2 separate regions of the Homo sapiens genome follow, and region 2 is linked to region 1. The links are chromatin loops, found by intact Hi-C in ENCODE. Cell type or tissue: dorsolateral prefrontal cortex. All regions are shown on one strand. Links, peaks and the distances in the headings refer to the core of each region. The heading gives the core; the rest is flanking DNA. Region 1 has its middle 36 kb from the start of HOMER3. Region 2 overlaps KLHL26 (kelch like family member 26).

What was found. A loop is a pair of places that touch in the nucleus more often than their neighbours do. Peaks named below come from ENCODE experiments on the same cell type or tissue, not always from the same donor. Only the 100,000 strongest peaks of a DNase experiment are listed, where the experiment ranks them.
Region 2: a loop joins it to region 1, with 5 times the contacts of the local background. A loop is called at or near these places in 1 of 110 quality-filtered maps.

What each region holds. Positions count from the first base shown.
Region 1 is chr19:18,975,115-18,979,495 of GRCh38, reverse strand. No RefSeq gene overlaps it. Among named protein-coding and RNA genes, the nearest start is that of HOMER3, 36 kb to the right of the region's middle. RefSeq lists an enhancer at 762-1,406. In dorsolateral prefrontal cortex, for the core only: no CTCF peak of the experiment used is centred there; no DNase peak of the experiment used is centred there.
Region 2 is chr19:18,647,416-18,651,796 of GRCh38, reverse strand. The region is part of intron 1 of KLHL26 (kelch like family member 26); the gene reads right to left. Among named protein-coding and RNA genes, the nearest start is that of KLHL26, 13 kb to the right of the region's middle. RefSeq lists enhancers at 1-411, 2,082-2,892, 2,893-3,703. In dorsolateral prefrontal cortex, for the core only: no CTCF peak of the experiment used is centred there; DNase peaks (open chromatin) are centred at 1,586 and 2,136; H3K4me3 peaks cover 1,338 bases; H3K27ac peaks cover 3,845 bases.

The DNA of each region.
Region 1 (4,381 bases), core at 101-4,100:
GCAGTGGTGCCATCTCGGCTCACTGCAACCTCCACCTCCCGGGTTCAAGTGATCCTCCTGCCTCAGCCTCCCGAGTAGCTGGGACTATGCGCGCATGCCACCAAGCCCAGATAATTTTTGCATTTTTAGCAGAGATGGGGTTTCGCCATGTTGCCTAGGCTGGTCTTGAACTCCTGACTTCAAGTGATCTGTCCCCTTCAGCCTCCCAAAGTGCAGGGATTACAGGCGTGAGCCACCACTCCCAGCCACCCAGGCTCATTGTTATCACCTCAAAAAGAAACCTGTCTCCATCAGCAGTCACTCCCCATTCCCCTCCACCAGTCCCTGGCAACCACCAATCTGCTTCCTGTCTATGGATTTGCCTGTTCTGGGCATTTCAGATCAATGGAATCTCACACTGTGTGGCCTTTTGTGTCTGGCTTCTCTCACTCAGCATCGTGTTTTGGGGGTTCATTCACGCTGTAGCATGGATCAGTGCTTCCTTCTTTTCCATGGCTGTATCATATCCCCCTGTGTGGATGGAACACACTCTGTTATCCATGCACCAGCTGATGGGCATGGGGAGGTTTCCACTTTCTGCCAACCATGACTAGAGCTGCTGTGGACACGCGTGGACAGGTGTTTGTGTGGACGTGGGTTTCCCCATCTCTGGAGCACTTCCCTGGCAGTGTCAGTCAATGTCTAATGGTTATTGTGAAACTTGTTAAACTTTAGCCACATAGTCAGCTGGGTTGCACAGATGACAGATCGAATCCCCCAGGCTTTGAAATCTGCCCCCACCCCCAACTCCCACATCTCCGAAGGGGGCCTTTTTTTTTTTTTTTTTTGAGACAAAGTCTTGCTCTGTCACCCAGACTGAAGTGCAGTGGTGCGATCTCGGCTCACTGCAACTGCAGCCTCAAGTGACTCTTCTGCCTCAGCCTTCCGAGTAACTGGGACTACAAGGCACATGCCACCAAGCCCGGCTAATTTTTGTATTTTTAGTAGAGAACGAGGTTTCACCATGTTGGCCAGGCTGGTCTCAAATTCCCAACCTCAAGTGATCCGCCCACTTCAGCCTCCCAAAGTGCTGGGATTACAGGTGTGAGCCACTGCACCCAACCAGAAGGGGGCCATTTTTGGTCTTCAAATCCAATGTGTCCACCTCTCAGGCCTTTTGCGGCTGAGGACCTCCCTGTCCGCAGGCCAGCCAAAGCAGATCTGTGACCCGGCTCGGGCTGTGGTGTTCTATGGATGGCTGATCAAGCAGCATCCTGCCCTAGGTTTATTTTGGTTGAGGGTAGCAGGCTTGGTCAGCACCTCAGGCCTGGCCCTGCCCAGGACCGTGAAACCCAAGGCCTCTAATGTGTGTCCTTGGTCTGCAGGTGTCTTGGGTGGCGCCCGAGGCTAGGAAGCTGGCCTGGGTTCAGCGGACAAAGGCCAAGGCAATCAGCTGAGGTCCTGCCACCGGAAGCTGTCACTATCTCAGAAATTCCCTGAGTGGCCGGGCGCGGTAACTCACGCCTGTAATCCCAGCACTTTGGGAGGCTGAGGCAGGCAGATCACTTGAGACCAGGAGTTCAAGACCAGCTTCGCCAATATGGTAAAACCCTGTCTCCACTAAAAATACGAAAATTAGCCAGGCATGGTGGCGGGCACCTGTAATCCCAGCTACTCCAGAGGCTGAGGCAGGAGAATCGCTTGAGCCCAGGAGACAGAGCTTGCAGTGAGCCAAGACCATACACTGCACTCCAGCTTGGGCGACAGAGCGAAACTCCATCTCAAAAAAAGAAAAAAAAGAAATTCCCTGAGTATGTATTGGAAAGTAACCCCGCCTCCTTCCCATCACCGGGCCTCTGGGTGCCTGTATCAGTAATGGCTCACAAGAGAAACAGAACCAACAGGAAATATACATATTACATATATAGAAAGAGATTTTCTCTAAAAAAAAAAAAAATTTTTTAAGATTTATTTTGTCTGGGCGTGGTGGTTTACGCCTGGAATCCTAGCACTTTGGGAGGCTGACATGGAAAGATTGCTTGAGCCCAGGAGTTTAAGATCCCATGTTTACAAAAAAGTTTTTAAAAAGTTTGGGCATGGTGGTGTGTGCCTGTGATCCCAGCCACTCCAGAGGCTGAGGTGGGTGGATCGTTTGAGCCCAGGAGGTCGAGGCTGCAGTGAGCCATGATCCCACCACCGCACTTCAGCCTGGGTGGCAGAGATCCTATCTCTCTCAAAAAAAAAAAAGATGTATTTTAAGGAATTGGGTCATGCAATCGTGGGGGCTGATAAACCCAAAATTCATAGGGCACTCTAGCAGGTTGGAAACAGGGAGGCTTTATTTGTTGCAAGCTTACGAATTCCTTTTTCCCTCTAGAAGCTGTTTTTGCTCTCTGAAGGACTTCAACTGATTAGATAAGAAGCATCGGCTGGGTGCAGTGGCTCACGCCTGTAACCCCAACACTTTGGGAGGCCGAGGCAGGAGGATCACCTGAGGTCAGGAGTTTCAGACCAGCCTGACCAACGTGGAGAAACCCCGTCTCTACTAAAAATGCAAAAATTATCCAGGCATGGTGGTGCATGCCTGTAATCCCAGCTACTCAGGAGGCTGAGGCAGGAGAATGTCTTGAACCCGGGAGGTGGAGGTTGCAGTTAGCCGAGATCACGCCATTGCACTCCAGCCTGGGCAAAAAGAGCGAAACTTGGTTTCAAAAAAAAAAAAAAGAAACATCAAGGTCATGGAGGATAAATTCCTTTACTTCAGGTCAGTTGATTGGAGGTGTTAACCACATCTGCAAGGCCGGGTGCAGTGGCTCAGCCTGTAATCCCAGCACTTTGGGAGGCTGAGGTGGGAGGATTACTTGAGTCCAGGAGTTCAAGATCAGCCTGGGCAACATAGTAAGACACCAATCTCCACCAAAAAAAAAATGTTTTTTAATTAAAAAAAAACTTTATTAAAAAAATGCAAGATGGAATGGATCAATTTTTTTTTTTTTTTTTTAGACGGAGTCTCACTCTGTCACCCAGACTGGAGTGCAAGGGCGCGATCTCGGCTCACTGCAACCACTGCCTCCCAGGTTCAAGCGATTCTCCTGCCTCAACGTTCTGAGTAGCTGGGACCACAGGCACGTGCCACCATGCCCGGCTGATTTTTGTGTATTTAGTAGAGACGGGTTTCGCCATTTTGGCCAGGCTGGTCTCAAACTTCTGACCTCAGGTGATCCACCCGCCTTGGCCTCCCAAAGTGCTGGGATTACATGCGTGAGCCACCATGCTCGGCTTAATATACGTTCCTACGCAGACTTGAGAATGTACATCTTTCATCTGTCCATCCCATTTGCAGATGGGGCTCAATTTCTGCAGCTTCCACCCTCCAAATGCCTTTGACATTCTTCTACGAGTTATAATTCTTCTCTGATTTGTTAAGATTTGACAACTCTCCCCCAAGGCATATGAAAAAGCATTAAAAACCTCACATGAATGAAGGAGAACCATTGAGCCCTGTCACGGATAATTTATTTCCTCTTGAGAATGTTCTTTTTTTTTTTTTTTTTTTTTTCTTGAGATGGAGTCTTGCTGTGTCACCAGGCTGGAGTGCAGTGGCACGATCTCGGCTCACCACAACCTCCACCTCCCGGGTTCAAGCGATTCTCCTGCCTCAGCCTCCCAAGTAGCTCGGACTACAGGCATGCACCACCACGCCTGGCTAATTTTTGTATTTTTAGTAGAGATGGGGTTTCTTCACATTGGTCAGGCTGGTCTCGAACTCCCGACCTCAGGTGATCTGCCTGCCTTGACCTCCCAAAGTGCTGGAATTACAAGTGTGAGCCACTGCAACAGGGCATTTTTTTTTTTTGACGGAGTCTTCCTCTGTTGCCCAGGCTGGAGTGCAGTGGCGCAATCTTGGCTCATTGCAACCTCCACCTCCGAAGTTCAAGCAGTTCTCCTGCCTCAGCCTCCCGAGTATCTGGGATTACAGGCATGTGCCACCACGCCCGGATAATTTTTTGTATTTTTAGTAGAGATGGGGTTTCGCCATGTTGGCCAGGCTATTCTCAAACTCCTGACCTCAAGTGATCTGCCCGCCTCGGCCTCCCAAAATGCTGGGATTACAGGTGTGAGCCACCGCACCCAGCGGAATGAAGGTCCCATTTCTGTCGGATACATTCACAGAAGTGGAGTTGCTGCAGTGTATGTGGTCTCCTATCTGCATGCATGGTGTCCTTTCCATCCCTTCCCTGTCCACATCATGGTGTGTCATGCAGACACAAATCTTTTTTTTTTTTTTTTTTTTTTTTTCAGACAAGGCTTTGCTCTGTCACCCAGGCTGGAGTGCAGTGGTGCAATCATGGCTCATTGCAACCTCAACCTCCTGGGCCCAACCAATCCTCCTACCTCAGCT
Region 2 (4,381 bases), core at 122-4,121, 330 kb after region 1:
AGAGCACCGCTTGGAAACCCAGTGAAATTCTAGCACTGCTGAATTCTAGCATGTCGGGGTGGTAACGTGCTGCAAGGCAGCCCACCCCACTGCCTCCACTGGCAGGACAGGTGTTGAAGCCCCAGAAGGGACGGGGCTGCCACATGGCACTGCTCATCCCCAGCAGAGCCAGGCCAGATGCAGGCACTCCACAGCTTAGCCCAGCACCTTCCAAAGACAACACAAATTTCAGCATCAGAGGGGGTCTGTCATGAATATCTTCATTTTTGGGGTGTTTACCATCCCTCCCCTCTTCTCATAAGGGCCCCCTGTTCTCCTCTGGAACCTCCTCTTCTCTATGCTCAGCCCCAGTGGTGGAGATCAGGCAGATCCCATTGCTGGGCTGAAAATATGGATGTGACACAGACTGGACAGAGGCTCCAGGGCCCCTGGCCATAGGGATTCATCCTGGGATGGGGACTTGGCCCTTCTGATCCAATCAGAGCCTTCCCTGGGATTTTTACTGGAGCCACCAGGATGAAGGGTCGCCTTCCTGGTGGTGTTGGCAGGCTAGTGGAGTGGCAAGGTGAGGTCCCCTTTCTACCAGGTGGGCAGCACCCAGACAAGAGGGATGACAGAGCTGAAAGAAGGGAGCCACAGATTCCAGCCTTCAGACCTTGCACCCCAACGTACCTAAAACCGGGTGTCTCCTTGCACTTTTTAAAATGTGAACTTCGAGTCTTTAACTGACGGCAGTATCTTGGGTTTCTGGCTCTCCCCACCAAGAGGGGCCTCGGATGTCAGGAGGCTCAGATCCAGCCACGGCATTCCAGACGAGCCTCTGGAAAAACCACTGTGGCCTTAACACTTTTCCAGCTGCCGCCTCTCCCTGCAGTGCACACCAGCTTCCTACCGGGGCTGAGGGGTCAGGAAGCCCCGCTGAGGGCCATTCTGAGGGCGAGTGGGCGGCGGCCATCCCCAGCCGCAGCCCCGCCTGTCTGTGACGAGACAGACGGCTCCACTCCGTCCGCCACGACTCCCAGAAAAGGTCAGCAAGCTGCCCGCGCCCCTGACCAATGCGAAAGTTCAGCAACTCTAAATGCTAACAGACTGGAGGCGTGACTGAGGCTGGAACGGCAAAGGGGCCCGGTGCCATCAGCCTTGGCGAGGAAAACATCACCCGTCATCTGTGCAAGTGACTCACGTGGAGTATAAACATTTGTGCGCTCCTGACCCCCCGCTTCACACGACAGAGAGCCACGAGGACCCGAGGAGGGGGAGCCAGAGGAGAGACCTAGCGCAGCCCTCCTGGGACAGGACGGACTTCACCAAGGAGAACGCGTGCTTCCAACTCGAACTTCAGTCCTGGAAGTTTTTCAGATAGAGGATGACTCAGGCTGATGGCAACAGAGAGGGTGTCTTGGGGGTCCTCTGTGGGGCTCCCCTACGTGTCTGTCATCTCACAGTCACCTTGACACTCCTTCCACCCCGCTCCGGGAAAATGTCCCGCTCTCAGACGATCTGGGTGATCACATGCCTCTCTGCTCTGCCTCCTTAGGCAGACTGCCTCAAATTCTAACATCCCGTGGAGAGCAGAACTCTCCGGATATCCAGCCCAGACCGCTCCCGCCCGGGTCCGTCTTTGACCCCTGTGGAATTTCACAGTTGTGGCGTCAGTAAACATCTTCGGCCTCGATCCTCGGGTGACCCCCCTCCAGGCCTTTACAAGCCTGAAGGTCCACCCCTCAAGATCTCCTCCAGGCCCAGCCTGTTCAATTCCGGAAGCCCTTGCCCTCGCAGGAAAGGTCTGTGATTCCCCCAAGGTGCTGGTTACTTCCTCCCAGATCACAATATTTTCAGTGTGCACCGTGGTGGTGCACACAGAGCGATCAGGCACTCCGCTGCGCAGTGAGGGGTCTGAAATCACGCTGGACATGCACCAAAATCCACTCTGCAGAGGAGGAATGCTAGGGAATTGCTGGCGCAGCCGTTGGAGACGAGTCCTGTGAATTCTGTGCGGCCCTCTCCGGAGAGACATGTGGAAGGGGCGGGGTGGGGGGCAGGAAGGGACTGGAGGCTGGGGTTAACAAGTGTTAAGAGAGCTGGTCCGCACAGCTGCAGAGCGGCTACCAGAGGAGGAGGGCGGGGCTGCCGGCAGCGGGAACCCAGCGGGCTTGGCCCCCACTTCCACTTCAGACAGCTGGACAGGGAGAGAGCGGCTGTCGTTTGCCGCCTTTGCTTTAACATGCAGGGCTGAGGTTTTGCTCACTCACTAAAGACAGCACACGCAAAACGGTATGGTGCCCTGGGCTCTGTAACAGGTAACAGGGCTGGTTTACTGACAACATGCCTGTGAATTTCTGCTTCTCCGCCCACACCCTGCTGGTTCAATGAAGTGAAGAGGAAGAGGCGGATGACCCTCGGCCAGCCTGGGCATGCAGAGCTATGCCAGGAGGCTTCCCCTCTGGTATGCATCGAAGACTGTTCGGGGTGGGGTACTCACTGGATCTACACTCAAAAGCATCCATCCCGTGCCAGTAGCTGTGCCAGCGCCAGGACCACCACTGTAAAAAGATCTGATAAAGCCCTGCCCTTGGGGAACGTACATTCTACAGGGACATGGGTCCTCAAGCAGAGAATGTACCATGACGACAGGGCGAGCAGTGGCGCCACGGTGGACACAGTGGCCAGGCCCCGAGGAGACAACACTTGAGCCGTGCAAATCACTGGGACAGGACATTCCAGTGAGCGTGCTTCAGAGCCCAGCAGAGCCGTCAGAGCTGCGGAAGCTCAGGGGCCCAGCGGGTCACATCAAGAAGTAGATTTTGTTCTGAGAGTGAGGGAGCCACTGGCAGGTGGCCGGCAGGGGAGTGAGGTGGTCTGATTCCTGCCTTAGGAGGGTCCCGCTGGCTGGAGTTGGGGATGATGCCCAGAAGGGGAAGAGCCAGGAGTGGCTCTGAGCTGGGATGGGGAGGAGAGAGCAGGAGGAGCTGGCTCCAGGCTGTGGCTCGAAGGTGGAACCCACAAGAGATGCTACCTGAGGACCTCCTGGGCAGCTGCAGCCAGACTGAGGCCTTCTCTCAGGAGGAGGGACATTCCCAGGACTGGGACCTGCTGGTGGGAAGACCTGAAGCCCTCAAGGACTGTGGGAGCTCCAAGTGGCACGAACCCTGAGCAAGGAGAGGCATGAAGGGCTTTTCTGGAACACAGGAAGGGCTGCGAATCCCCTAGGCCAGGTGGCGCCTCCAAGTCTGCTGCTTGTTGCAGGCAGTGCAGCCGCGCGGGACCAAGGACAACCCTGACCTTCAGCCTGCCCGGTGGGGAGGGCAGAAACTGGCCACCACTATCAGTCAGCACAAGCTCAACCTCCAGGCATCCCCAAGCCTGCGTGTGCCTCTCCATCCCTCCAGGGCCCACCTTGGCCGAGGGTCCCTTGTCTCTTGCCAGAGGGATCCTTTCTTTTTTGAGACAGAGTCTCACTTTGTCGCCCAGGCTGGAGTGCAGTGGTGCAATCTCGGCTCCTGGGTTCAATCGACTCTCGTGCCTCAGCCTCCAGAGCAGCTGGGACTACAAGCACCCGCCACTGCGCCCAGCTAGTTTTGTGTATTTTTAGTAGAGACTGGATCTCACTATGTTGCCCAGGCTGGTCTCGAACTCCTGACCTCAAGTGATCTACCCGCCTTGGCCTCCCAATGTGCTGGGAATACAGGTGTGAGCCACCACACCCGGCCTACAGAGGGATCCTTTCAAAACAGGAGGCTGACTGATATGCCGCTCACCCAAACCCTGCCCTGGCCCCCTGGCCCAGCCAGCCCGGAAATGACCGCACGACGTTCTCTAACTCCTGCTGGCATGTATGCGCCCCATGGGCAGGGTCCATCTGTCCCATGGACCCTTCATGTCCAGCACCAGGCATGGGGTGGACACAGGAGACTGTGGCACCTGCACAAAGGCAGAGAAATGTGTCTAACAAATCCTGTCCACAGAGCAAAGAGCTGGGGATGCCGGGACACATGCTGCCCAGTCACCCCTTGCCTTCAGTAGATCCCACCCCCTTCTTCCAGGATCCAAGGCCCCAAGTCGCTGAATTATTTCTATCTGTGTCCTTCCCCCTCATCCTCCTCTCTCCCTCCCCATTCTCCTGTTCTTTTTCTCCTCCTCTCTCTTTCCTCCTCCTCCTCTCTTCCTCCTCCTCTTCCTCCTCTTTTTCTCCTCCTCCTCTTCCTCCTCCTCCCTCTCATCTCCTCCTCCTCTTCCTCCACTCTTCCTCCTCCTCCTCTCTTCCTCCTCCAGGGCCTCTTAACACCAAATCTAAAACATTCCCTAAAACCAAAGGGTAAGACACACACACACACACAAATATCAGAAAAAGGAAAAAACCAAAGGGCTGGAGTGAGGAGAA